Linked DNA regions of Homo sapiens: region 2 is linked to region 1. Evidence: chromatin loops called from intact Hi-C (ENCODE). Cell type or tissue: CD4-positive, alpha-beta T cell. All regions are shown on one strand. Each heading gives the region's core, and the rest is flanking DNA. Links, peaks and the distances in the headings are about the cores only. Region 1 holds the start of NPAP1 (nuclear pore associated protein 1). Region 2 has its middle 58 kb from the start of NPAP1.

Region 1 (15,438 bases), core at 3,670-11,669:
ACGCCACTGCACTCCAGCCTGGGTGACAGAGCAAGACTCCATCTCAAAAAAAAAAGGGGGTTCTTCTATTCTTCTATTTGAATTGCCTAATAAAGGCAATCAGGGCACCATTGCCTAAGGAACTCAGTCATTGACCATACATATATATGTATATTATCTATCTATCTATCTATCTATCTATCATCTATCTCTATCATCTATCTATGTATCTATCTATCATCTATCTATCTTTATTAGTCAGTTCTGATTGCTACAAAAAATGCCACAGACTGGTAGCTTAAACAACATTCAATTATTTTCTACAATTCTAAAGGTTAGGAAGTCCAAGATAAAGACAAATTCTGTTTCTTGTGAGGACTCTTTTCCTGGCTTACAGACTGTTACCTTGTTGGTATACCTTCACATGGCAATTAGAGAAAGCACTGGTATTTCTTCTCATAAAGGCGCAAATCCCATCATGGGGGTTTCATTTTCATGACTTCATCTAAACCTAATCACCTCCCCAAAGCCTCACCTCCTAATACCATCACACTGGAAGTTAGGCTTCAAAATATCAATTTTTGGGGGTACACAAACATTCAGTCCATAACGTTATCATCTATCTATCTATCTATCTATCATCTAATCTATCCATCCGTCTATCCATCCCTATGTATATAACAAATTACAACAAAAGCTTATAAGTCATTTCTCCATATTATTTCATTTTATCCTTTCAAAAATCTTATGAGATAAACAGGCCATAGTAAAAGTACTGATTTCATTGAGACTTTTGAAGTTTGAGTCAACTGTTATTACACAATTAGTAAAAAGTGGAGGAAGGAATTCCACTCACATCTCTCCTCTGTCCTCTTCTCTATCCCTCCCTCCCACTTGCTGACTCCATTCCAGCCACATTTCCTTACTAACTGCTCCATGAGGACACCAGGGATCCTTCCTTTGAGCCTCTGCAATGACCACTCCTATTATCTGGAAAGGTCTTTGCTCATATATCTGGCTCAACTGCTTCTCTCTAGGCTTCGTTTAAATTTACCTTCCCAGTGAGGCTTGTTCACAGTGTAAACTGAAACACCTGCTTCTATCTACAATCTCAATCCTCCATGTACTTCTTTATTTTTCATAGCATTCGTTACTGGCTAATTTACCAGATAATTTCCATGTTTTTGCTTCTTTTCTCCCCTTCAACTAGAATATAGGGTCCACAAAGTCGGGAATTTTGCCTTTCTGTCCATGACTAGAGAGAACTGGCCCAGAGGTAGGGTCAGCCAAGTTAACAGTCAAGCCAGGTTTCCTCTACCCTCCACAGTGCAGAAGACCACTAAAATACAGTGCGGTTCTGACTGGGCTCATCTGCTCCACACTCACCAATAAACACACACACACACACACAAACACACACACTCTCTCTCTCTCTGTCTGTGGTTTTGGGCCTCCAGCTTCTGTAGGAAGAGAGCAGGTTAAGTTTAACCTTGAGGGAACTGAGCCCATTCCTCCTGGAACAATGTCAATTTATGAGAACTGTATGTGCAGGGAGAGTGCTTATTTCTTAAGACCATTGATAGGAGTAAAAAATGAGTTGGTGGCTCCTATGAAGGCCTTGGCAGGTACAAGTGTCACTAGTGGCTGCTTTCCATCACAGGCACAGGTGCTCTGACCAGGACCATCCAAACACAAGTATTTAACTAACAATGCTGGCTCCTCTAGGCTGGGCATGGTGGCTCACACCTGTCATCCTAGCACTTTGGGAGGCCGAGGTGGGTGGATCACCTGAGGTCAGGAGTTTGAGACCAGCCTGGCCAATAAGGTGGAACTCTGTCTCTGCTAAAATTATAAAAAATAGCCAGGTGTGGTGGCATATGCCTGTAGTCCCAGCTACTCAGGAGGCTAAGACAGGAGAATTGCTTGAACCCAGGAGGTGGAGGTTGCAGTGAGCCGAGATTGTGCTACTACACTCCAGCCTGGGCTAAGGCTCCGTCTCAAAAACAAACAAACAAACAAACAAACAAACAAACAAACCAAAACAAAAACAATGCTGGTTCCTCTAAAGTCAAAAGGAGCACCTTGGTTGGGCAGGTCCATAGTATTTTTACTGAAAGGGAGACTAGAGGTTTCTCCCTACAAATATCTGGGGCTATCTCCTATTGCACCACCTGCATTTAGCCAGGTGGGCCTCAGGTGCTTTGTGTAAATGGGGGACCAAAAGTACAACCAGTCACAGCCGTTGTGTTGCTGTCCCTCATTGCATGGTTTGTGCTTTGTCCAGGTGGGCCCCAGGTGCTTTGCTGATACATGGGCACATGAGGGCCTTCTATCAAATGAATGTTGACACTCCTGGAAGAGGTACCATCTGTGTTTTGTCCAGGTGGGCCCTAGGTACTTTGTTGGTAGGTGGATACACAAGGGCCTCTAATTAAAGATATGTTGCCATTCACTGCAGATGCACCACCTGTGTTTTGTCCAGGTGGGACCCATGTGTACTGACAGAGAAAGGGAGCACAGGGATGTTGTTGTCCCCTCCTGGTGCACAACCTGAGTTCTGGAGAGGTACATGGCAGGTGCTTGGCATGAAGATGAAACTAGAAGCATGACCATACAAAAGGATAATGCTGGTATTTACAACCACAACTGATGTGGTGTGATCAGGTGAACCACAGGTGCTCTTACGGAAGTTGGAAACAGACATGTCTCCTAACATATGTTTCTTGTCCATAGTAGTGGGTGCTTGAAGTGTAGAATTTTCTCTCTGTCCATGTGTGCTGCAGGATGCACTGTTGAAAAGCAGGAACACAAGGGCCTCCAACTATGGATCTGGTGCCATCCCCTCCCATACCACTGCATGAATTCTGGGTAGGTGGGTCTAAACCAGGAATGTAGGCGGCAGCAGAAGTATATCCAAATACAGGAATGTTGCTAGCCCCTTGTGGTGCAGCAGCCATGCTGTGGCCAGTTGGGTCCCAGGCTGCCTGACCAAATGGGAAAACAGAAGTGGTGCTGGGTGTCCCACTCTGTCCTTGTCCAATGTTGAGTTCTCCTGATGTGGAACTGGGGCCTGGGGCAGACATGCTGAACCCAATGCTCCCACCATCCATAGGGGTTCCAGGTCCCATAATCACTTGTGGGCCTGGAATAGTATTTCCAACCAGTAAGGTACTGTCTCCAGTGCCAGGCATCCCAGTGGCAATTCTAAATCCAGAAGTCTTTGCTGTGCCATTGGGGAAAGCACTTGCATTGTGACCCTCGACTGGCTCAGCATTAACAGGTGTGCCCAATGCAGTATATGGTGATGTTAACTCTGCAAAACCTGGTGGAATTATGCTGCCACTCAGTGGCTGGACTGAAGGAGATGTTAAGCCTATAACTGGTGCTGGGGTTGCTGGATTCCCCAGAATAAAAGAACTGTCAGACTTCTGCTGCCCATCAGTGGCCCCAAGTGTGGAATGAGAGATGGATCCTGTATTTAAAGGATGGCTGGAAGTTGTGGTTGGTCTCCTATCTGCCTGTGCAGGAAAACTGGTGGAGACTTGGGCTGAGGCAATGCTGTCACTGTGTAGTGTGTTCCCAGAACCAGGAAGCCCCATATAAAATCGGATGTACTCCTCCTTCCTGGAGACAAAGGTAGACTGCAAGATGACAGTTTTGGAAGGAGGGGTGGTATTCATGTCACTGGTGTCAATGGCAGGCTTGGATAACGATGCTGCAGAGGCACTGCTCACTAAAGTGGAGGTGTCTGGAGGAACCATGATAGGAAGGCTCAGGAAATCATGGGCACTGGGGAGAGAGGTTTTCTGCTGCGGCCCATCAGGGGCCCCAAATTTGGGTTGAGGGGTGGCTCCTGGATTTAAAGGATGGTTGGAAGCTGTAGCTGGTGCCCTGACTGACTGTGCAGGCAAACTGGTGGAGCCTTGGACTGAGGCAGTGTTGCCGCTGGGTTGTGTGTTCCCAGAACCAGGAAGCCCCAGGTAAAATGGGAGGTACTTCTTGGAGACAGAGGCAGACTGCAAGATGACAGCCTTGGAAGGAGGAGTGGTATGCATAGCATTGGTTTCAATGGGAGGTTTGGATGATGATGCTGTAGAGGCACTGTTCACTAAAGTGGAGGTGTCTGGAGGAGGAATGATGGGAAGGCTCAGGAAAACACAGGCACTGGGGAGAGAAGCTTTCTGCGGCTGCCCATCAGGAGCCTCAAATTTGGGCTGAGGGGTGGCTTCTTTTCCAAAGAGTTGGTTAAAACTTGGGGTGGTATTGTGGAATATAAATGGAAGTGGGGATGTGTAGACTGATGTCTTTCCCGGGTGCCTCTGCTCTGCACTGCAATGTATTTGGGAATTTGGGAGAGAGCTCACTCTGGAGCTTAGGGAAGATGTGAAAATAACAACCTGAGATGGGGCAGTAGTATCCATATTAACTACTTCAGGGTCTACCGCAGTCTGTGAGGTTAGGTGGGCAGATGCGTTTGTTGTGACAGTGGAAATGACTGACGTGGAATTCATAGGCTTGCTGGTGATAACTGAGGTCCCGGTGGAAGGGACTGGAAGAAGAGTCAGGAAGGAAAGAGGAGGAGGGGAATCCACACACATAGATATTGGGGACTCCCTTGTGACGGGAGGCTTGAAGGAGGGTGTGGAGCTAGGAGGTGTTGGGGGGTCAGAAGTGAGAGGCGCTGCTCCTACGACTGAATTATAAGAGCCTCCTTTCTCATTAGACTGATCACCCAAAATGGGAACAAGGTCAGCAGGAAGAGCCAGAGGAGAGTTAGGGATTGTGAATGCTATTTTCTCATCCATTTTTGGTGTGGTGGAAAGTGGAGGGATAGGCAGGATGAGGGGTCCAGTAGCCAGGTCAGCCAAGTCAGGGATGGGCAAAGGAGCTGAGACCTGGGAAGTGTAAGTGGTCAGGGGCAGGGAGTCTGTGGTCTGCACAGGTTGGGAGAAAGAAGGGGCAGGCTGGGTGATGCTGCTGTTTGTCATGGTCTCTGTTTTATCCTCCAAGATTCTGCTATTCCTTTTATACTCAGGGCTCTTCTCCAAGGTGTGTAGGTCTCCCTCAACAGACAGGCAGGGGAGCTTAGCAGGTGGGGGAAGCTCACCTCGATCCCACAGCAATGGCAGTGAAGGGGGCAGCGGCAGCAGCAATGGAATCGACATTTTCCTTTTGCAGGGCCTGTTGCGGGCAGCTCTGGGAGGAGCAGCGCTCCTTGGAGGAATACAGAAAGGCTTCTCATCAGGCATCCTCTTTCCGGACATCAGCGGAATCGGCAAGCCTAGGGAGCTGGGCGGTGGCTCTTCATTCAGCACTTCCGCAGCCAACTTCTGCTGCAGCAGGGAGCAGCCAACGGCTGGCTCAGGGGGCGCTGTTGCATCCGGATCAGGCTTTCCAAGATGCCGGGCACATCCGGCCTGGCTGTGTGTGCTGGGCATGGCAGGGCCTTCCAAGCAGGAGCTCGCTGGAGACGCCTGGGCCTTCTCACTCATGCTGTTTTCTGAGAACTTGTGGTAGACATTTCCCTCCAGAGGCCCAGGGCTGCATCTGAAGGAGGCCACGTCTCCCTGGGTGCCCTGGGACCTGGATGTGGACGATGCTTCTCCGCTGCTAAGGGGGGTCCTTTTCTCGTCATCCTCCCCTTCGATCTGCACCGGATCCTCATCCTTCTTCACTCTTCTGGGCCCTTCTTGGGCCCACACCTCGGTCTCCTCCAGGAGAGTGGCTGGGATGGGCTTCCTGGCCTTGACCGCCGGCTCACGTGGTGAAGGCAGCAGGAGAGTGAACATGCGGCTGGGAGGAGGGATCCTTACGGAACTGGGGTGTCCAAACCTCGGGGGGTTCCGAGCAGGCAGCATGGGTGTCTTCCTGATGGCCAGCCCCCAACCCACAGCCGGCAGGACCCCCAGAGGGGCGGCCGCAGCCCGAGGGAGAGGACACGGCCTCTTAGGGGCGACGAAGATGCTGGCTGCTGAAGGCCTGCGACGGGCGTTCCGGCGGAACAGGCCGCGGAAAGGGCGCGGGGTGGGTACAGAGTGAGCCCGACCGGGCGGGGAGGCGTCCCGGGACAGGGGAGCGGGGGCGCCACGCCCTGGCCCTGGCAGGGGCCGGCGGCGGCACCCGGGTCTAAATTTACTAAGTAAATTGCCCATTTAGAGCTAGCCGTGCCTCCTACCGTAAAACAGGGTCAGCAGTGGACTCAACTCTCCTCAGCCACCGCCTCCTCTGGCGACCAAGCACAAACTGACTGGCTCTACGCCTGCGACGCCGCCGCGAGGTTCCTCACAGAACCAGGGAGCGCCAGCGGGGGCGCAAAAGGCAGGGGTCAGAGGGCAAAGGGCGACGCCCCGTCGGCCCCAGCTGCCCCAGGACCCCCGGAAGCCCCGCTGCCGGTGGCAGGTGTTGCACCGCGTGGCCTCTATGAGGGAACTGCTGGGGCCTGCGGGCCCATCGCCAGAGCTCTTGTCACCTGGGCGCCGGCTCTGCCTGTTCCTTAGCCCTGGCCCGGCGCTGTTGCACGCAGTGGCCCTGTGTCGGCCGTCCCCATTCCCCGGTTCACAGAGGGCACATCTGCTTCAAGTTAAGCACAGGACAACCTATATCCTGCCAGCCTCCTCTAGGACCTTGGCAGTGCTCTGTGCTGCCTGGAGCCAGGTGTGCCGTCTCTGTGGCGCCAGGGTCACCAGCCAGGCCGTGAGGGTTTCCGAGGAGGGGACGTGGTGCCTTGTCCTGACTAGATGCTACGCCCTACCACATCTCTTCCTGGCAGGCAGGGCCTCTTCACTTCTTTTCACAAATTTGTTTTAAACAACATTTAAGGCTGGGCGCGGTGGCTCACGCCTTTAATCCCAGCACTTTGGGAGGCCAAGGCGGGTGGATCACCTGAGGTCAGGAGTTCGAGACCAGCCTGACCACCATGGTGAAACCCCATCTCTACTAAAAATACAAAAATTAACTGAGCGTGGTGGCACGCACTTGTAATCCCAGCTACTAGGGAGGCTGAGGCAGGAGAATCGCTTGAAAGCGGGAGGTGGAGGTTGCAGTGAGCTGAGATCACCTCACTGCACTCCAGCCTGGGGGAACAGAGCAAAACTCTTGTCTCAAACAAAAACAAAAACAAAAAACCACAACAAACAACAGCAACAACATTTAAGCCTTAGGCTGCTTGCTCCTTGGGTCATTGATATGACAGTGGCCTAGCCAGGCTTCGAACCTGGGCTGTGTGATTCCAGAGCTGGTGCCGTGGCCTGTGTGCCTCCTTGTTATGGACACATCATGTATTCTCATTATTTCCTGTAGTCCTTAGGGTACCTAGCACACAGCACATCTGTATTAAGCACATGCGTTCCTAGGGGGAAGCCCTTACTTCACCTCATAAGTTGGTCATGGCAGGCACTGGGCTCCAGTCTCCTCTGAAGACATGGGGCAGCGACCCCCAATAGTCAGCAAAGCAGCATCCCACACTGTTCTTCTAATTGAGCCTTGCAGCCCAGATTTCCTTTTTGGTCTAGTTTGAAGGATCTAAATATGTAAAGATTATAGTCCAGATCCATTTTGGCCTATCCCGAAAGAAATTCACCAGTGGATTAATCCAAATGGATAAGCCAGTTCTCTGGCCTTCTTGGAATATGTTAGAAAGCAAATTCATCATGTATTTGCAAGTCAGTAGTGGAGCAATGTATTCGATTAAAATATGATCAATACAATTTGGTCATTGTCCGCATGCCAGCAAGGCCCACTCTTTACCACACATTACTGTCACCTAAGTATAACTATCCATATTCTTATGCCCAAGGAAGGAGACTTAATATTGGTTTTTAGGACAAAGGAAATATGTGTTACTGTTTTAAGAGCTGGAAGTTTCAGCATGACAAGAAAGATTTGGAAAATCCTACACATGACCTTATCTAGTTTTAATCTTGTTTCTTTGGTTTATTTAACTGGACTGCTTTGCTCTCTTTGGGCTAATGTTGTGTGCCAGACATAGGACATGTGGAAGGTTCAGAACCAAGAATCAGAGATCAGTAAAAATATTTTAATGTATTTTTTAGTTTAAAAATCGATTTAAAATAACATCAAACCTAGTTAACATACTACAAAATCCTTTTTATCCCCCTGTTCATATATTTTATACTATGTCAGAGTAAATGTGGGCTTCCATACCCAACAAAGCTTATGTTTCTAGGACACAAAGTTTTGCTCAGACCCAAATTCTGTTTAAAAAGAGGAGACATATTATAAGTCCTTCCTAACCTCTCAGGGAACCGAGAAATTGTTTACAATTATGGCATTTAACTGTAATCTCTTGATATCATTTGAGGAGAGTTTAATAAAAAATAATCTCTTGATTTTATTTGTTTAAACAAAAAGAACAATCTGGTACAAGTTTTGGACAAAGATTTCCTACAAGAACTCTGAAACAAAATCAAATGTCAGGCTTATTTGAAAACAATAAATTACAGCATTTTCCCCCAAACAGGAAAAATGCATTAAACAAATAATGAATATTGGGGCTTCAGGACAATAAAAGGAAATTTGGACAAGGGTATTCCAGAAAAATCCACCTCTTTATTTTTCTTGTCAAATGGGAATAGATGCTTTTTTTGAATATAAAATCTTCCTTGTGTTTGTGAGGCAAAATAACATTAGATGGCAACTGATTATTCTGAGATCTTTTGACTTGGCAGACGCAAACATGTTGAGATGAAATTTGTCAAGGCAAAATATTTTCCAAAAATTTAATTTAATAATTATATAAATACTGTGATAATAGCAACAATTTATAGTTGCCAGGTGAGATTACTTGTAATTTAATAATTTTTTAAAGCACCAATCTCCAGTCATATCAAATGAATCTCTGGGTGGCTAGCTTTGTATAGAATTGTGGTAGTGACAATAAACCATACCTAGCACCCTATAGTTGAACACTTTCACCAACAACCCACTGTAAGTCATACAGAGTTAATGTGAGGACACACTGAATCCTTTGGACTTTATTGACTCATGAACCTCATTAAATGAACTTTTTTCCCTAAAATAATTTCAGTCTCCTCTCTCGTGAAGAAAAGTTATCTGAAAAAGGAATGTGGAGGAAAGAGACTTTATTCCAGTGAACTGTTTGCATCCTCTGTTGCAAAACAAAGGTGCATTCCAGAAAACAAAGGGAAGACTTGGGTTTTATAGCAAAAGTTCGCTGTCCAGGTTCCCACATAAGTTTCTTTAGGCAAATGAAGGTTTGAAACTGGCTTAGTTCTGGCCCACTGTGGTGGCTCACATCTGTAATCCCAGCAGTTTGGGAAGCCCAGGTGAATGGATCACTTGAGATCAGGAGTTTGAGACCAGCCGGGGCAACACAGTGAAACCCTGTCTCTACTAAAACTACAAAAATAAATAAATAAATAAATAAATTGGCTGGGTGTGGTGGTGCACACCTGTAATCCCAGCTACTTCACTGGGTGAGGCGGCAGAGGTTGCAGTGAGCCAAGATCATGCCAATGCACTCCAGCCTGGGTGACAGAGTGAGACTCTGTCTCAAAAAAAAAAAAAAAAAAAAAAAAAAAGAAAAAGAGAAAGAAAGACATTGGCTTAGTTCCAATTGGCCAGTGCAGGTATAAACTCTAGTCAGCAAATGGCTGCTGGGCTGTATTTTAAATTTACGCCCAGTTAGCCACACAGGATTGATTTAGAAGAATTGGCTCTTTCAGATTCACATTTGTCCACACTCTTCCGCCCTTTACTGTAACCAGGGCTCAGCAAGGACAGACAGACTTTGTGCTGCTACTTCTTAGAGTAGCCTTTCCTTGGTTGTTTCATCTATTTCCTCTCCAGTTAACTTTTTGCTTTTCAGAAATGTATCAACACCTTTCTGTGGTTGATGACTTCCACAATCTCTTGGCTTTCGTTGGTCTACTACATTTTGGTATTTGTATACTTTTATTTAAGTACAATTTCAGGAGGAACACAAAGTAAATATGTGTTCCTGGTCTGTCACCTTGAACTGAAAGTTCCTGTTCATTCTAGAAGCCAACCTTCCCATAGGAGAAAACTACCCTTAGTATTAACAGATGTAGCATTCAAGACTTTAATTTTTCTTGAGGAATCAATCACTAAGGATTTAGGATATGGTAATTTCTGTATGGGGAAATAGTACCTATCCCATGGAGTTGATTGGAAGATTAAATTACATAATCGATATAGAAATGCTTTGTAAAATTTTAATTTCTGTGAAAATGCTTTTTTGTTGCTATATAAATTTTATGATTTTTTTTATGTAAGACCGTGTTTTTTGGTTAACTGTTTTGAAAACCAAACTGCATTTTTCATTAGCTCAATGGAAATGAATGGCATTGTTTTTGAGGGTGGGGATGAAGCCATAGATATTTCTCGATATCTATTACTTCACAATATTTTCAGCAACTAATTTACTCATGTATTCCTCTTTCCAATTTTATTGAGGACCTACTTCCTCAAGAAAAGTCAGATGCTTTATTTCAGGTTTTGGCAAACATTTTCTAGGTTTTAAATATTTAAGTCTTTGTGGGCCAAATGCAGTTTCTTTAGCTCCTCTTCCTCCTCCTCTTTTACCTCCTCCCTTTTATTCTTCAGGAACACTTTTAAAATGTAATCATCATTATTCGCTCACAGGACATACAAAATGATCTGTGGGTCATTTTTGGCTAACCCCTGATCTATGTCTTTACTGAGTAGAAGGCACATCTTTGAGTAAATCGCTTGTTTGAATCAACCAATCTTTTTTTTTTTTTTTCTTTTTTGAGATGGAGTCTTGCTCTGTCATCCAGGCTAGAGTGCAGTGGCGCGATCTCGGCTTACTGCAACCTTCGCCTCCTGGATTCGATTCTCCTGCCTCAGCCTCCTGAGTAGCTGGGATTACAGGCACCTGCCACCATGCCCAGCTAATTTTTGTATTTTTAGTAGAGATGGGGCTTCACCATCTTGGCCAGGCTGGTTCCAACTCCTGACCTCAATGATCCACCCACCTTGGGCTCCCAAAGTGCTGGGATTACAGGTGTGAGCCAACGTGCCCAGCCTGGTCTCCCCAATCTTGTCCTTAATTTCCTACAGTCTCTAATCAAAATGATCTCCAAGAGAGATCCTGTTGAAACGTAAGTCAGATAATATCACCCAAGCCTCTTCAATGGCTTACTCAAAGCAAAAGCCAAAGTACTCAAAATGCTTCCAAAACCCTAGCAATCTGAGCTCTCCATTTCCTTTCTGACTTCATTTCCTTCTTTCCACTCTGATCCCTCTTTCCCCTACACAGTGACATCATCCTTTCTGTTACCTGAATACTATATGAACACTTTTGCCCATGGCTGTCCCATCTGACTGTTTTCTTTACCATTTCTTTTCTAACACTCATTTTCCAGACATACACATCATTGTTTCCTAGGATCCCATTATGTTTCTTCTTAAATTTCACCTTCCACATAATTTCACATTGCAACCCCCACACCAACTGACACTCTTCAACTCCCTTCCCTGCATTATATTTCTTTCTAGGACATATCTGATATACTGTTTATTTTACCTATTTATTTAAATTTAATTTACATGTGTACACTTATGTTTATGTATTTGCATATTCATTTGTTTACTCCCCCCCACCCAAATAGAAGGTAGGAATATTTACTTTTTCTTTTTCGCTAATATTCCTTGAATATACCTGTAAACCAGTACCTGACATTTAGTAGGGTATCAATAATTTTCTTGAATGAATTAAGGTGTGGGTTGATTAGTGAATTAATCCCTAGGGTTTCTGAATTGAAGATTTGTGTGAAGAGGAAGGCAGCATGGCTGGGACAGGGTACTGTGAGAAGCAGTATTTGGAGTTCTCTGATGTGTATCTTAATATATAGATTTTTGTTCATTTAAATAATTTTAACAGGGTAGTTGGGAACTAGTTTAGGGAGACACATCACAAAATTTTTGTAGTGGATTATGTAGGGTTCTTTTAAAGTATGTGTAAGTATTAAAATATATGCATGTGTATACACCTCTATTAATTTATTGAACGCTTTACAAGAGCCCTTTGAAGTAGCAAGTATCAGTATTCTTCATTTACAGATGAGCTTAACTTGCTCAAGGTTGTATCATAATTTAGTTATAAATGTAAAACTAAACTTTGAGTTTTTGAGCAGATCCTCCCTAGAAAGCTGTGACTTATTAATAAGATTCTGGTAACCCACAGAGATTTATTCAGCTTCCAACAATGTACAAACTACAGACTCAGTTATGGGTCATTCATTTTAATAAAGGGAAAAAGATTTATCCAGCACAAAACATAGAGAATATTAAATGTTATTCTCTATTAAGATAAGTAATGGGAATAGTAGGCTCCAGTCTTTCTAAAATAGCTGGAGACCATCATATCTGCATTATGGCCATGGGGATGTTCAGCCAGGCTGCCTTTCTCTGTCACTCAGAAGAATTCTGATATTATATAATTATACTTATTGAAACAGATAAGGGACATTGGGCAATTAAGATTTCTTCAGCTTGATTTTTCCAGAAGGCTTGCCTGTAAAATGAAGATAGTTGGTCTGAACACATTCAGGTATGTAGAGGTTGTTAGGATCTTACTTTTGGCAGTGAATAAAGTGAGCTTATTTTATCTCTGCAGCCTCCCATATACCTATGTCCAGCCTCTGTTTTGTGTTTGGAAATAACCAAGTATAAATTAAAAATCAAGGTAACTAAAACAAATTATTTATTGATGTATATAAGCATGCAGAACTAAATGTGATCTAGTTTAAATATTTATTTAGTGTTGTATGTTTGGGAGGAGCCTTCAAGGTATCAGAAAATGAAATTTAACTATCCTGTTGTAAACTACAGTACACACACACATTGAATTACCAGTTCTGCTCACCTATAGAATCATCTTCAGGTGCTACACATTCCTATGTACCTGGTATGTATCATTTAGCTTTCACAATTTTTCAATTACTTCTTAATACTCAGTATTCCAATTTCAATCTTGCCAGGACCTGCACCAGTTATGTAGAAGACAAGAATTTTATTTTCTGTTTATTTATCTGTGTTCAGAACCCAATGAAAGAACAATAAAGTGGGATTGAGGATATCTAGGTTCTTGTTCCAGATCTATCAAAAAATAATTGTGTCCCCTTGAGAAAGTCATAGTCATTTTGGGGTCCCTTTACTTCTCTTTGTTTTGACAGAGTCCTACTTGACTCAAAAAATACTTGATTCTTCGTAGTAGTCGTTTTTATGTCATTGGTATTGTAGTAGTTGTTTATATGTCATTGGTATTCTAAAACAAATAAAGACAATTACATATGAAGCTGTGTAGCATCTCTTTAACTATGTCTTTAGAGCTTCCTCCATTTTATAGAAGATAAAATGGCAGAGATAGAGCAGAAGTGGATGGTTCGACTGGGGGTCCAAAATAGATGGAACTAAAACATATTTCCTTCATTTCTTGAGCTCATTTAGCTAACACATAGCCTGTTGTATATTAAATTGCATTTTAAAGGTGGGCTATTCTTACAGGTCTTCCAACAAATAGCAGAACATATTGAAATTCTTAAAAGATCACCTAACCTTGTGAGATTTACAGCTGTATTTTCATGTAAAGCAAGTTGTATAAATGCCAAGTAATCACCTGAACTTCTAGATACTTCTCAGAACTAAAGTTCTGAACCTCTTGAGGTTTGCTTCTTGCTATCTGAAGTTTATACCAGATGGCAAGGAGCAAACCAAGGAGAAAATAGAAAATTTCTATTTCAAAATAGAAAAGTGGTTAACTGGATTTTAATACCAAATAAGCATTTATATATTTACTTATGATACATGAATTTATTGTACCTATTAATCACTTTATCTGTGGGAAATGCAAAACTATTTGATACATAGGCTGCTTGATTTATCTATTTTCCCAAAAAGACTGTGACTTTCTGAGGAGGAATTATATTTCACTATCATCTATAAACAGAACCTAACACAATGTCTAGGAAACAGTCAATAAATATACAATAGATTAATTAGCAGATAGACATGACTTTTCTTCCAGAGGAACACATTCTTAAGAAAGTGCCAAGACATGAACAAATAGAAGAAATTATTTCTAGTTACAAAGTGGCAACTGACATATAAGTGATACAAACAAGAAATACTATACTAATTCAAAGGAGGCATAAAAGCGCTTATGGGATTTTCATAAGATAAGCCATTTGAATAAGGGAGAGATGGCTTGTGAGTTAATCAGGGGAGAAGTCACAGAAAACCTAGCTTTTGGTCTAAGCTTGAGTTTAAATCAAAATTGTAATGTGATTATATTACAGGTGAAGGTAATGGGATAAACTCACTACCCTAAGACTTGCAGAGCTTAAGATGGTTGTCCAAGATCCAAAAACGAATACATTGTGGACCAGAATTCCAATGAAGTCCTGATGAACTCTAAACTCCAAGATTTTTCTGTGTTATTACGTTGCGTTTAACAATAAGTTTTTGGTGGTATCATAGAAACTGTCTTTAGAATGTGGGTGAAAAATAATGGCATTGAAGAATGAATGGTCTTTGTCCTATTATCAATGAATGTGAAGAACACATTAAAAGGTTCAATGAAAGGACTAATCAACAAGAGTGACATTAACAAAATGTCAGACTAGGAAGCTCCAAGCTCTGGAAACGCCAAAAACACCAAAGAAGGAAACAGAAACTGGCTCTACTAACCTTATAGAAACTCCGGAAAATAGTCAAAGTTTTTAGCAAACAAACACATTCTGAATCAGGAAAAAGCCACCTTCAAATGGTAAGAAATGTTGTGTTACTTTCACTTGGCTTTGCCCAAATTCCCATCTCCCTTCTCGTGTATCATGGTCTTGGCCTGGGAGAGATGACAGCCCAGTTACCAGTCCCCTCACCCCAACCTGCAGAAGAGAATATTTTATTTGCAATGTTCTAACCTCTCTGGGTGCTGCTTGAAGGATTGACTTCTATTTCTCCTAACTCAGATTTCAGGTGGAAAAAATGTCAGCTTTCTGCTTGTCAAAGCTACAGGGAGACTACAGACCTGATGCCTGGGATAAAGATTACAGGTGGAAATATGCAATAGACCATCTAAGACCCAGAGGGGAATCAAGGGTCAGACTTTTTGGAAAATTAAGACATTCAATGGAAGCCATGTATATGGGAGAGTTGAGAAGGCCACTTTCAGGCCCAGGAAAGATGCATACTCAGAAAAGACCTAAGAAGACCTTAAATTTTCATGTATGGATGTCCCTAGGCTCAGAGGAAGTCCAGCTAATGGGCGAAGGACTGCCCTGCACAGAGCCAGTCTGCAAAAATAGGAGATGTGTCTATTTTTCAAATGTCCAGTTTTCTTTTTCTTTTTTTTTTTTTTTTTTTTTGAGACAGACTCTCGGTCTGTCTCCCAGGCTGGAGTGCAGTGGTGCGATCTCGGCTCACTGCAAGCTCTGC
Region 2 (15,438 bases), core at 5,086-13,085, 58 kb after region 1:
ACCACTTTATAAATAGTCAAGGCAAGTGTAGATGCATTATGGTATTCATAAAATATTCTGCTCTGGGCCAGGTGCAGTGGCTCACGCCTGTAATCCCAGCACCTTGGGAGGCCGAGGCAGGTGGATCACGAGGTCAGGAGATTGAGACCAGCCTGGCTAACATGGTGAAATCCCATCTGTACTAAAAAATACAAAAAATTAGCCAGGCATGGTGGCAGGCGCCTGTAGTCCAGCTACTTGGGAGGCTGAGGCAGGCGAATGGCATGAACCCAGGAGGTGGAGCTTGCAGTGAGCCAAGATCATGCCACTGCACTCCAGCCTGGGTGACAGAGTGAGACTCTGTCTCAAAAAAAAAAAAAAAAAAATTTTCTGCTCTGCCCCCTTGTTACTCTGGCAAACTCTAGTTTCGGATAATTGAGAAAATAAACGGGCTTTGGTACTCCTTAAATAATAGAGTAAATGAAAAATAAATTCATATAATTCATAATTTATAATGTTTACTATATTTGCACCCAGAGGTTAAGGTTCCAGGAAGAGTCAATTAAGTTTAGACCAAGTTATGATGTCAGATACTCGAATTATGTCTCTACTCTTTAATTTTGAAATAAATTTATATTTACGGAAAGTTAAAAAATATTATATAGGATTTCATCTACCCTACAACTTCCTTTAATGTTGACAACTTATATAACCATAGATAGAATATGTATGAAAACATGGAAATTGATAAAGGTATAAAACTACTAACTAAAGTACAGACTTTATTCATATTTTACCAGGTTTTCTACTGATGTCATTTTTAAATTTTTGGATTCACTCCAGGATAACACATTACACTTACTGTCAGATGCATTACTTATTTATTGCACCATAGCCAGTTGCCACATAACTCAGAGGCTAAAAAAACCACACATACATATTACTCACAGTTTCTCTGGGTCAGAAATCCAGATGTAGATGTTGCTGAGGACTCACCTGAAGGATCAGCTGGGGAGGGATCATCTTCCAAGCTTATAGTGGTTGTTAGGAGTCAATTGTTGCCCAGGTAGAGAAGACCTCAGTGGTAACTTTCTCTTGACCCATTAAAAACTTAATAATGATCCTTCATTAATTCTTCATAAAAGAAAATAAAAACAACAGAGGAGAGATTACTGCCTAATGCATTCTATGAGGCAGATTACTCTGATATTACAACTAGACAGAGATATTTTAAGAAAGGAAAATTGTAGGCTGGGCATGGTGGCTCACATCTGTAATCCCAATACTTTGGGAGGCTGACGTGGGTGAATCATCTGAGGTCAAGAATTTGGGACCGGCCTGGCCAATATGGTGAAACCCTATCTCTACTGAAAATACAAAAATTAGCTGAGTGTGGTGGCAGGTTCCTGTAATCCCAGCTACTCAGGAGGCTGAAGCAAAAGAATTGCTTGAATCCAGAAGGCGGAATGTGCAGTGAGCCAAGACTATGCCACTGCACTCCATCCATCCTGGGCAACAGAGAGAGACTCCATCTCAAAAATAAATAAATAAATAAAGAAGAAGAAGAAGAAAGGAAAATTATAGACCAATATGTCTTATGAATACTGAGGCAATAATCCTCAAAGAAATAACCAAATAATTCAGGTTCCTAAAACACGTTTATACACTCTGACTAAGGGTACTTATGTCAGGATTGTAAGTTTGATAAAATATATAAAAACAATTAATGTAATACATTTTATTAATAGATGGAAAAACAAAAGCCTCATGATGATCTCCAAGGATATGTAACAAGCATTTGAAAAATCCCAAACCTACTCATGGTAAAAACATGAAAAAATTATGCAGGAAAGGGAATGTTCTTTACTTGAAAACAGACATCCATGAAAAGCTCACATAACAACACATGGTATCAAGAAAGTCTCAGTAATTTTTCCAAGATTAAAAACTCAAAAAGGTTATCCATTACCACCATTCTATTATAAATTGTAATTGAGGATATAGTCAATAAGTTACGCTAGAAAACTAAATATAACACTATCAGAATTAAATGAATCAGGCTGGGTGCGGTTGCTCGTGCCTGTAATCCCAGCACTTTGGGAAGCCAAGGCAGGTGGATCACCTGAGGTTGGAAGTTCCAGACCAGACTGGCATGGTGAAATCCCGTCTCTACTAAAAGAATACAAAAGTTAGCCAGGCATGGTAGTGGGCGCCTATAACCCCAGCTACTCGGGAGGCTGAGGCAGGAAAATCACTTGAACCTAGGAGGTGGAGGTTGCAGTGAGCTGAGATCGTGCCACTGCACTCCAGCCTGGGCAACAGAGCAAAACTCCATATCAAAAACTAAATAAAAGAAATCAAACTGTCTCTATGTGCCAGTAAAATGATCTAGTATATACAAAATCCTAAGGAATCCACTAATATAAGATTAGAACATAAAATTCAGTAATGTTGTAGCATACAAGGTCAATAAAAAACAAATGCATTCTATTATACTGCAAATCAGCTGAAAAATGAACCTCAAAAAACAATTCCACTTAATATAGCTGGGAACCCTGTACAAGGCAACTGTACACTGGGCCTCATTCCTGGCCCCCAGTGATTTCTGAGGAAGGGGTGAGTTGAACAGGCAAGGAGTGATCTACTCTTACTACGGCCATCTGGAATCCTGGCAGCAACCCATGACCACCAAGGACACTTGAGCTTGCAGGAAGAGCTGTTTAGAGAGGTAATAAGGGTAGGACTCCAGCCTGTGTAGAGCCCAGAGGGTTTGTTGCTGGAATGTCTGTAGCGGAGCACAAGAAGGGATGCCCATTACCCAAGGCTCACCGTGCTCCCCTAGGAGACTTCAGTCTTAGGTCAACTGTTGGACTTGAACACAGCAGGGTGATCTTGCCTGTGAGATGGGGCTATTCCAATCTCAGTGACCCCTATCTGCTGGTTTCTCCTAGAGCCCCAGCTTGGCTGCACTCGCTTGTAGTGCAGCCTCACATCCCTAACTAAGCTGCCTCCCAGGGGCCCACATCATACCTGCTTCACTGCAGCCTGTGCTAGACTGTCAGGGAGCTCCAGCAGAGTGTTCCCTGTTGACATACACCCAGTCCACCCACACCCAAGGCTGACTACAGCCTCCCCCATGCCACTTTACTGGCATGCACTTGCCCACAGTCACCTTGCTACCACTTTGCCAGCACATGTGTGCATGTGGGCAGACCTCACCTTCTCTCCTCCACCTGCCCGTGTGTGCACATGCACCTCTCTGGGCCACTGCTGCTGGCATGAGTACACCCCCTGCCTCCCCTGACTGTGTTGCCATTGCTGGTGTGAATGTACCCATGGGGGCCAGCAGTCCAGCAACCACCAGTGCCCTATCCCAGCTGAGGCATGTGCTCTTCAGTGTGCTGCCACTGCTGCTGACATGTGCAAATAAGCATGGATTCTACCATCGCCACCCTGATAGAGTGCTTTAGCCAGCACCACCCATTGGAGTGTTCTGGCCAGTTGTTCGTAAATATCTTGCCCTTCCAGTGCAGCAGGTTCCTAACTTTGACAGGACAGAGAACAAAGCTGGAGGCTGGATATCAGCCTCACAGAGTTAGAGCACACATCCCAGGAGTACTGAACTCAGCCTAAAATCTTCCAGAAATAAAGCCAATTGACTTACCCCACCATATACCACAATCAAATCCCCAGGGGCATCAAAGAAGATAAAAGCAAAATAACTCATCCAAAGGACAATAATTACAAAGACTGAAGGAACATCAGCCCACTTCCCAAATAATGGTTCTTAACCAGGTTGAAATGGCTGAAATGACAGAAATAGAATTCAGAACATGGATAGGAACAAAGATAATCAATATTCAGAAGAAAGTCAAAACCCAATCCAAGGTTTCCAAGGTATAAAATAAAATGATACAAAAGATAAAAGACAAAATTGGCATTTTAAGACATAACAAAACTCATTTGATAGAGCTGAAAAAAATCACTTCAAGAATTTCAGAATATAATGGCCACTATTAACAGGAGAATCAACCAAGCATAGAAAAGAATCTCAGAGGCTGGGCGTGGTGGCTCATGCCTGTAATCCCAGCACTTTGGGAGGCCAAGGTGGGTGTATCACGAGGCCAGGAGATCGAGACCATCCTGACTAACACAGTGAAACCCTGTCTCTGCTAAAAATACAAAAAATTAGCCAGGCATGGTGGCAGGCGCCTGTAGTGCCAGCTACTCAGGAGGTTGAGGCAGGAGAATGGTGTGAACCTGGGAGGCAGAACTTGCAGTGAGCCGAGATCACATCACTGCCCTCCAGCCTGGGTGACAGAGCGAAACTCCATCTCAAAAAATAAAAATAAATAATCTCAGAGCTCAAAGACTGGTTCTCTGAAATACCTCAGATGAAAATTTTTAAAAAGGTGAAAGAATAATATACAAAACCTCCAAGAAATATGAGATTATGTATAGAGACCAAATTATGGCTTATTGGTGTCCCTGAAAGAGAAGGAGTGAAAGAATGCCACTTGGAAAACATTCTAGGATATTATCCAAGAAACTTTTCCCAAACTCGTTAGAGATATCAACATTCAAATTCAGGAAATTCAGAGAAATTCAGTCAGATACTACACAAGACGACCATCCCTAAGACACTTAGTCAACAGATTCTCCAAAGTTGAAATGAAAGAAACAATGTTAAAGGCAACTAGAGAGAAGGTGTAGGTTACCCACAAAAGGGAACATTATCACACTAACAGTGGACCTTTCAGCAGAAACCTTACAAGCCTGAAGAGACTGCAGGAAGTGGGGGTGAGGGGGTGGGGCAGGATGTATATTTAGCATTCTTAAAGAAAAGAATTTCAACCAGGAATTTCACATCCGATCAAACTAAGCTTCATGAGTGAAGGAGAAATGAGATTATTTTCAGACAAGCAAATGCTAAGGTAATTCATTACCACCAGACCTGCCTTACAAGAGACCCGATGGGAGTGCTAAATATGGCAAGGCCATTACCAGTCACTACAGAAACACACTTAAGTACATAAAGCATTAACACTATAAAGTAACCATACAAAAAAGTCTGCATAATAACCAGGTAACACAATCACAGGATTAAATCTATACATATCAATATTAATCTTGAATGTGAACAGGCTAAATTCCCTAATTAAAAAGTACAGAGTGGCAGGTTCAGTACAGAAGCAAGACTCAACTGTATGTTGGCTTCAAGAGACCCACTTCAAGAGACCACACTCAGGCTCAAAGTAAAGGGATGAAGAAAAATCTACCAAGCAAATGGAAAATAGAAAAAAGCAGAGGTTACTATTCTAATTTCAGGCAAAAAAAAAAAAAGACTAAAAAAATAAAGATAAAAAGACAAAGAAAGGGTAAAGGGTTCCATTTAACAAGAAGATCTAACTATGACAAATATATATGCACCTAACACTGAAGCACGCAGATTCATAAAATGAGTTCTTAGAGACCTAGAATACACTTTGATAATCACAAAATAATAGCCACAGAATTCCAAACCCCACTGACAGTATTAGACAGACCATCAACTTGGAAAACTGATGAAGATATTTATGACCTGAAGTTGACACTTAACCAAATAGATCTAATGAACATCTAAGGAACACTTCACCCCAAAACAACAGAATATACATTCTTCTGAACACATGGCACATACCCTAAAATTGAACATACACTCAGTGATAAAACAATCCTCAGCAAATTAAAAAAACTGAAATTATACAAACCACATTCTCAGAATAGAAACCAATACCAAGAAAATTACTCAAAACCATACAGTTACATGGAAATTAAGCAACCTTCTTCTGAATGATTTTTGGTTAAATAAAGAAATTAAGGCAGAAATCAAGAAATTCTTTGAAACTAATGACAGCAAATATACAACATACCAGAATCTGTGGGACACAGATAAAGCAGCATTAAGGGATAAGTTTATAACATCAAACACCCACATCAAAAAGTTAGAAATATCTCAAATTAACAATCTAATATCACTCTTAGAGGGACTAGAGAAACAAGGACAACCAACCCCACAGCTAGGACAAGACAAAAAATAACCAAAATCACAGCTGAACTGAAGGAAGTTGGGATGTGGAAAACCATATGAAAAACCACACAAATTTAGAAGTTGTTTCATGGAAAGAGTAAACAAGATTGTGATATAGTTTGGATATGTAACCTCGCAAAATGTCATGTTGAATTGTAATCCCCAATGATGGAGATGGGAAATGGTTGGAGGTGATTAGATCATGGAGGTGGTTTCTCATGAATGGTTTAGCATCATTCCCTTGGTGCTGTTCTTGTGATAGTGAGTTATCACGAGATATGGAGCATCTCCCCTTCTCTATCCCTTGGTCCTTCTCTGACCATGTATGATGCCTGTTCCTCCTTTGCCTTCTGCCATCATTGGAAGCTTCCTGAAGCCTCCCCAAAAGCAGAAGCCACAACTTGAACCATAAGCCAATTAAACCTCTCTTCTTTATAAATTACCCAGCCTCTTTATATCAATGTGAGAATGAACTAATATAAAAATTGTTACTGGGGAGTGGGACATTGCCATAAAAATACCTGAAAATATGGAAACAGCTTTGGAACTGGGTAATGGGCAAAGGTTGGAAGACTTTAGAGGACTCAGAAGAATACAGAAAAATAAGGGAAAATTGGAAACTTCTTAGAGACTTGAATGATTGTGACCCAAATGCTGATAGTCATATGAACAGAGATGGCCAGGCTAATGAGGTCTCAGGTGGAAATGAATAACTTATTGGGAACTGAAGCAAAAATCACTTTTTTTATGCCTCAGCAAAGAACCTGGCCACATTGTGTCCCAGCCCTAGGGATCTGTGAAACTTTGAACTTAAGAATGACGATTTAATGTATCTGGTGGAATACATTTCTAAGTAGCAAAGCATTCAACATGAGACCTGCCTGCTTCTAACAGCCTGTGCCTATGTGTGTGAGCAAAAAATGACCTAATGTTGGAATTTATATTTAAAGGGGAAGCAGAGTGTAAAAGTTTGGAAAATTTGCGGCCTACTCATACGGTAGAAAAGTAAAGCCCATTTTCAGGGGAGGAATTCAAGAAGGCTGCAGAAATTTACATAAGTAAAAAGGAGCTATGTGCTAATAGCCAAGACAATTGCAAGAAGGCCTTGAACACATTTTAGAGACCTTTGTGGCAGCCCCTCCCATCACAGGCTTGGATGCCTAGGAGGATAGAATGGTTTCATGGGCCAGGTCCAAGGTCCTGCTGCCCTTTGCAACCTCTTGTTACTGCTCCCTGCATCCCAGCTGTTTCAGCTCTAGCCATGGTTTAAATGGGTCTAGGTCCAGTTCAGGCCACTGCTTCACAGGGTGTGAGCTATAAGCCTTGGTGGCTTCCACATGGTGCTAAGCCTGCAGGCACACAGAGTGCAAGAGCTGAGGCTTGGCAGCCTCCACCTAGGTTTCAGAGGATGTATGGAATGTATGGAAAAGTCTGGGTGTCCAGGCAGAAGATTACTGCAGGGGCAGAACCCTCATGGAGAACCACCACTAGGGGGGTGCAGACACAATATGTTGAGTTGGAGTCCACATGCAGAGTCCCTGCCTAGTGGAATCGTGAGAAGGGGGCCACAGTCCTCCCGAATCTGAAATGGTAGGCCCACTGAAGCTTGCACGTTGTGCCTGGAAAAGCCACAGGCACTCAACACCAGTCCACGAGAGCAGCCACAGGGGCTAAACCTTGCAAAGCCATAGGGGCATGGCTGTGAAAGGCCTTGGGAGCTCATCCCTTGTATCAGTGTGCCTTGGATATGGGACCTGGAGTCAAAGGATATTATTTTGGAGCTTTAAGATTTAATGACTACCCTGCTGGGTTGCAGACTTTCATGGGGCCTATACCCTCTTTCTTTTGGCTGATTTCTCCCTTTTGGAACAGGAATGTTTACCAAATGCCTATAGTTCTACTGTATCTTGGAAGTAACTAGCTAGGTTTTTTTGTTTGTTTGTTTGTTTTTTGACACAGTCTCACTCTGTCTGCCCAGGCTGGAGTGCAGTGGCACGATCTTTGTTCACTGCAACCTCTGCCTCCTGGGTTCAAGCAACTCTCATGTCTCAGCCTCCTGAGTAGCTGGGATTACAGGTGTGTGCCACCATGCCTGGCTAATTTTTTTTTTTTTTTTGGTAGAGACAGGGTTTCACTATGTTGACCAGGCTAGTCTCAAACCCCTGACCTCAAGTGATCTGCCCACCTTGGCCTCCCAAAGTGCTGGGATTAGAGACATGAGCCACTATGCCCGGCCTAAATCATTTTTGATTTTACAGGATCATAGGTGAAAGGGACTAGCCTTGTCCCAGAGGAGACTTTGAACTTTGGACTTTGGAGTTAATGCTGGAATGAGTTAAGACTTTGCAGGAATGTTAGGAAGGCAAAATTGTATTTTGCAAAGTGAAAACATGAGACTGGGGGTCCAGGAGTGGAATGATATGGTTTTGATGTGTGTCAACAACAAATCTCATGTCAAATTATAATCCCCAATGTTGGAGGTGGGGCCTGCTCGGAGGTGATTCGATCATGGGGGCAAATTCTCATGAATGCTTTATCACCATCCTTTTGGTGCTGTTCTTGCAATCGTGATGTGAACGTATTAGGTTAGTGGCAAGTAAAGTCAGATTAAATTGAATACTGTTTCAATTATATTAATACCAATGACTAGAAAAAAGCATTGTAGTACCCATTTTGCAGAAAGTGTGGCAACAAATCTAGGTCTAGCAACAATTTGGAATCAGTTTGGTGATTGTGTTTAATTGCAGCTCTCCTCTTTTCCTGCAGTCCAATAAGTATTTGCATGTCCATTGGCCACCATGTCCTCATGGGAGACAGTGGTGTCATTAAGTCTAGTGCTCACTTTGTAAGGTATAACGTTTGTGTCATTTTCTTCCTTATCCTTTAAGAGGCTTAAAGTTATCTGATTAAATTTAGAGTGGAAGTTGTTCTTATTGACTTTCTTGTTGATTTAAATTAAAATGTGTCAGGCTAACAGGCTGTTGAAATGCAATCATTTTATCCAAAGTTTTAAATTATTTTTATAGTAGTCAGTTAAATCTCTCTATATATCCTGCTGCTATGGGATTATAGAGTAGGTGAAAAGTCCATTCTATATCCCATTTATCTGCCAATGCCTGTGCAATTCTTCATGCAAAATGAGTTCCCTTATCACTTTCAATTATTTTAGGATTCCACAGTGAGCTATCATATATTCTAAGGCTGAGATGGTATATTTGGCATATGGATGGCTAACCACTATTATTAGGTTAATCTCTGCATATGTATCAACCATTGTTACTGCATATTTTTATGGCTGGGATAATTTAATGATCCTATAAAATCTATCTGGAAGCACAAGTTGAAGGTGCTAGGTTCGTACCTATCTATGGATGTAGAATAGCTCTACTTTAGATCAGCTTTACACTGCTCACAATTACCTTTGGCCTTTTGAATTTTGGTGCCATCTTGCTTTCAGTTTCTCATGCCCACCTGTACACTGAGCATGCACCTAATCTCTTTTTTCCTTATGTAGTTATAGTTGTGTTTATGGGGTGTCAGCTGCTTTTGTTGTCTGTTTAACTTTAAAGTCATCTCCCTATTTAATTATAATTGTTTGGTACTTGTGGTATTTCCCATTCTTTTCTCATTTTCTTTTGAGTTGAAGATGTACTACTGAATATCATGAGTTTTCTGATTTTTTGTGTAGCTTTAATTGGGGTATGTTTTGTGTGTTAATGGTTATGATTTCTGATAATGCATCTACATGGTTATATGATTTTGTGGTTTCTGAATTATCTTTTTGCTGCACCAATATAAGAATATCATAATTCTGTTTCATAATTCACATAGTTCCTCCCAATAAAATTTGGACCATATACTTTTATAATTATTTTTTACATTATTTTCTTTCCATGTTTGTAACCACCGGATTATGCCATTTGGAACTGTCATGAGTCTGCAAAAATGTAAATTTTATTTTGATTTTCTGATACCGAGTGTCTGACTGCTAGAATACCTGCAATCAGTTCTGCATGCTTTGCAGAGAGTAATTGACCTGCCTCCTTCAGGATTGTGTAGTCCTGGGGTCTGAGTGCTGCTTTTTCCATTGGGTCGGGCCTTGGGTCACAGAGGCTGATCAGTCTGTAAACCAGGTGTTGGGCAAGACATTTAGACAAGACTAGGCCCAATTTTCCTAGATTGGCATGGATTGTCCCTGTGCTTGGAATACATTCTGGCAAGCCTATTTCAGTCTTGACAGTCTCCTCTGTAAGGAGACCTGGTTGACCCTTAAAGACAGTGTCTCCACCTTGGATTTACCATTTCTATGTAAGCAATGTTGATCAATTTTATCCAGTGAAGGAGAGGCATGTGGCATCTAATTGTAATGTTGTTGCCAGTCAGAGGCTCCGTTTCTTAAGGCTTCATGCCTAAGCCATATGTATTTTCCAAATAGGCTGAATTTGTTCTTAGAGTATGGGAATTTTATTGTCCAAAATCCCACTGGTAGGAAGGTTTTAGAACTTGGTTTCTTTTTACATGGTGACCATGGACCGTGTTCTACATTCATCACTCATTAGAATTCCAACCAAGTTGTGAATCAGAAGATGCACAATGCAGAGCTTGGGATGTGGTAATGTAGTCTTTGAGTGATTCAAGTGCTTATGCTTGTTCTTGTCTCTAGGGGAAATTTTGGGATTTTCTAGTTATCTTATATATTGGTTTTAGGATGATGTTTCAAGAAGATATATGTTGTCTCCAATTACCAAATAAACACCTATTATTCTTTGTGCTTCCTGTTTATTGGTGCCCTAAGGGCTTTTATCATTGTGGTCATTATTTTTCTCCCTTCTGACAACCATTGTACTCTTAAAAATTTACGATTAGTGTCTGGGCCTATGGTTTTCTCTATATGAATAGTCCATCTCAGTGATCTTAAGTGTGTTACTAATTGTCATGTTTCCTGTTTAAGATTCTGCTGGTCATTGTTTCAGCATTGTAATGTAATCTATGTATTATATTATTAGTGATCTGTATTTTAATTGGTTTATATGTAATGATAAAATGGAGTGAGCTATTTAAATATCCTTGCATTGAGCTTTTAAATTGGTATTGTTTGCCTTCATAGGTGAAAGTGGTATATTCCTGGCTTTCCTTGTCTATTGGCATGACAAAGAGCATGTCTGAAATATTTATGGTTACATAGTAGTTTCCATTGTACTCAGTGATCTTATTAATGACTTCTTCGACATCTGGTAATTTCCTGTCATTTTAGTTGAGACTTTATTTAAATTTTTCTAGTCAATAGCTACCGTGATTTCAGAACAGGCCATAATGGAAAAGTAATTTGAAATGCCCATTGTAATAATATGTTCTTTGAGGATTTCCAGAATTTTGCTGTTATTTTTTATATCCTCCCTTTAATGGGTATTGTTTAGTATATGTAGCCTGGTGGGTTGTAGACAGTGTTAGAGGTTTCATTTTAGTCTGTGATAGGTTAGAGAATTTTCACTCCTTTAGTTTCTTTTTTTTTTTTTTTTTTTGAGACGGAGTCTCACTCTGTTGCCCAGGCTGGAGTGCAGTGGCGTGATCTCGGCTCACTGCCAGCTCTGCCTCCCAGGTTCATGCCATTCTCCTGCCTCAGCCTCCCAAGTAGCTGGGACTACAGGTGCCCACCACCACGCCCGGCTAATTTTTTGTATTTTTAGTAGAGACAGGGTTTCACTGTGCTAGCCAGGATGGTCTCGATCTCCTGACCTCATGATCAGCCTGCCTCAGCCTTCCAAAGTGTTGGGATTACAGGCGTGAGCCACTGCGTCCAGCCTCCTTTAGTTTCTTAATAGGCTGCCATAGGTTAAAAAGTTTTGGAATCCGATGCATTCCCATTGTGTTTTCTAATTTTGGTGAACAGTATAAAGTGCAAGCAATAAGTTTAGGTAATAGATTGTATAGAAGCAGAAATTTAGGAGCCTCCGGTTTTTTGGTTGTTTCCTCAAAGTACTTTATATGGACGTTTGTGTCAGAGTGTGCTGCATTGTATCTAATAAGGCTTATTTGAAATTTGGTGTCTAAAAGAAATGTGTATATATGTGCATATTTATTTGTATAGCTATTGTATATCTGTTCTGTTATCCTTAGGTTTGAGCGTTTTAGCCCGTACTTGGAGGGATTTCTAGTTGTTTAATTTTGTCTTTTGTTGTTTCTGTTTTTTAAATTTGTTGGTTCAGACTTGGACGATTGGAAGGTTGTTTTTTTTTTTTTTTTTTTTTTTTTGATGGCATTTCTCTCTTGTCCTCCAGGCTGAATTGCAATGGTGCCATTTTGGCTCACTGCAACCTCCACCTCCCAGGTTCAAGCGATTCTCCCACCTCAGCCTCCTGAGTAGCTGGGATTACAGGCGCATGCCACCATGCCTAGCTAATTTTTGTATTTTTAGTAGGGACGGGGCTTCGCCATGTTGGCCAGGCTGGTTTTGAACTCCTGACCTCAGGTGATCTGCCTGCCTCAGCCTCCCAAAGTGTTGTGATTGCAGGCATGAGACACCGCACCTGGCTAGATGTTTGGAAGATCTTTACTCATTATTTTGGCATCTGGGCTGGGCCTTAAATGGCCCTGTTTCCTTGTGTCCTTGGTTGCCAATTATTTTGTTTATGCTGTGAATTATTTTGTCTGGCTTGCAAATTTGTCTGCCTTGGTTTATTTTGCAAAGGTAAGGTAGGTCAATTTTTAATGAGTTTTGAGACTTTTGTATTGAATAAAAAGAATTTCAGTCCCTTCCTGGGTTTATTTCTTGGTGCTTTTATTAAGTTTGCTATAAATATTACCTTAGGGGTTCCTGAAGAATCTGCTAAAATTTGAACATTTCTAGTCTATCTTTTATGGTTCTCAGTGCTGAGACTGTTAATTTAGGAGACTTTCAGGTTAGGTGGTACTCAGAAGTGATCTCTTCACTTGAAGCTACAATTTCAAATGGGTGGCATATTCGTTGTATCTATCACATACCAATTGATGTGTATTGGTAGCCAAAAATGGCGAATTTTCTTGTATTTCTGTGTGCCTCATATCAAATCATTGCATTTGAGCCCATCTCCAAATATTGTTGGGTCTAAATATGGTTGGATGGATCTCCAGGCTAATGTGATTCACTACCAGAGAGACAGGGCATGCCTTGGGTGATTTTTCATCTTTAGAGATGGGTTTTCTGCTAGTGTAGTGATCTGATGCATTTCTGTGCCGGACAGTACTACAGTGTTTGGTCCATTATTCCATAGATGGACTGGCCAGTCTGCATCTGTGGTTTGTCTTTGGCAAGAATCGGTTCTTATTTTTGGAATTCTTCTCTGGTGTATTCTTTGTTCTCACTGATATACTGTGGTCTGTGATTTCCATGGTTACAATCTGTGATTCTTTTTCTAGTTGTTATGGGCCTTGCCACATAATCTCACCAGGAACCACCATAATCTACTGAGTCCTCTGGATGTGGGTGCTTTGATCCCAGGGATTCACCATTAAATGTGATATATGAGAAGAATTTACTTTCCTTAAAATTATATGAGCTATCTCTTTGCCCTTCTGGTGATTCCTGTCAATACACGAGATGTTTACATGAACAGTTCAGGAATTTCTTCCCTTGGGGTATTGCTAATCAAAAGTTTTACATTTTTAGGCTTTCTCATGACTGACCATAGATCCTCAGGGGTTTGTACAGTAAGAGTTTTCCTGGCTTCCAAAACTATTGGGCACTTAGGGTCTTCAATGCTGAGAACTGTGTTTGGCCTATGAGTCCTCTGGCATGCCTGCTCGATTTCTGTCCTAGAGCCCATATTATGCAATATTAGTTGCAAATTTATATAGTTTCTTAATAATAAATACTTTACTTTATCACCTTAACCAACCTCATACGTGGAGGTTATGCAATAATTAACTTTCCTTTCTTTCAACCAAGTAAAAAATTTGTTTTGCCAACCTCTATTGATAAGTTCCTGCTCAGTATGAGCCCTTGGGCTCCACCAGCTTCCTAGCTTAGCATCAGCCAAGACCCTGTCAGATTTTGTATTTGCATGACATGGGTGGGTTCCATCCCATCACCTAAGGTTTTCCTTGGGGAGCCAGGCTTTCAAGACTAAGTGAGATTATATCTCTTTTTAGACAGTGTGGTAGTTTCTTTGGCCAACTGACTCGATTTCTAATTAAGGTTTTATGAGAGTCCTGGCTTTAGAAATCTCCTTAATGTGGCCAATCATAGGTATCTGATTATAAATGCCAGTTTATTTTAGTTTTGGGAATTTGTCTAACTGTGGAAAACAGTTGCTGACTATGTCAATTGTTGTGAGTGGCACAAGGTCAGACATAAGCTGGTCCATGAACATTTGTGTCTTTCCACAAGGTCAGATATTCATTGATGCTGTTCCAATTGTAAAAGCCACAAGCTACATGGAGTTCCTAAGGAGGCAAATCTCCTTACTATTATCTATTAATTCCATAGTCAGAGCCATGAAGTCTCAAGCCAATCCAGAAGTCAGTCAGTATTGCAACCCATACATAGTAGTATACTAAATCAATAAATAGGTGTAATAGATGAAAAATCCCACATAAAATGACACAACATCAAAAGAAAAGAAGATAGAAAAAGGGGTTAACAAATCCATTCAAGAATAGTGACATGAACAAGAAGAGTGTCCTGCACTAATCCAGAAGGTCTTCAATGTCTTGAAAGTAAGAAGACTTGATTTGAGCAGAGGCTTTGTTGGCAGATGTTAGATGCTGATCATGAGTGGAAGCAAGATTGTGTATATGGAAACAACCATGTCCAGATGATTAAGTCCTGCTTTTTAAAAATGGTCCTTGATTCCTCTTGTGTGGACCTATAGTAAAGGGTTGTGCCTTTATTTGGTTGGCTGTAGTCTCTATTGATTAGGTGAACATCTGGTTCTTTCTGGCATGATATGTCTTTTGAAATAAAAGATGGAGTCTTTTTGTAAGATGGAATCACATATGTAAATGGTCCTCTATACCTGACAGGAATCTGTACTTGGTGTGAAGTGGGGGGTTAGAATGACAGAGAAAGGCAGGCAAACAGAAGCATCCAAGTCCATGACACTGCAAGTCGGCCAGCCTAAAAGTCCCTGCCTATCTCCTCCCTTTTCCCTCTTGAGACAAACCAACCCTGGTAATTCTCAGGGACATCCCCAGAGGGCAGTGACCATCCTCAATTGTTCTGATTTTCATCCTAACAGAAAGACCAAGTGGGCTAGAGTAACATTTTAAGAAAATAGATCCAGACATTTAAAATTACTCCACACAGAATGCATTCTTGGAGGAGCTACTCCTGTCTCATTTATTGACCTTCCCTCCCTCCCTGCCCAGTCCTTCCATGGTCTGCCCTTCCTGCTCCTGACTTCTCACACAAC

The links. Hi-C counts contacts between places; a loop is a spot of excess contacts. Peaks named below come from ENCODE experiments on the same cell type or tissue, not always from the same donor. Only the 100,000 strongest peaks of a DNase experiment are listed, where the experiment ranks them.
Region 2: it touches region 1 in a loop (5-fold over the local background); 3 of 110 quality-filtered maps call a loop at or near these places.

What each region holds. Positions count from the first base shown.
Region 1 is chr15:24,666,561-24,681,998 of GRCh38, reverse strand. NPAP1 (nuclear pore associated protein 1) reads right to left here and starts at 6,224. Exons shown (of 1, transcript NM_018958.3): 1 at 1-6,224. The coding sequence starts at 6,131. The coding sequence ends at 2,661. In CD4-positive, alpha-beta T cell, for the core only: no CTCF peak of the experiment used is centred there; no DNase peak of the experiment used is centred there.
Region 2 is chr15:24,609,643-24,625,080 of GRCh38, reverse strand. No RefSeq gene overlaps it. Among named protein-coding and RNA genes, the nearest start is that of NPAP1, 58 kb to the left of the region's middle. In CD4-positive, alpha-beta T cell, for the core only: no CTCF peak of the experiment used is centred there; no DNase peak of the experiment used is centred there.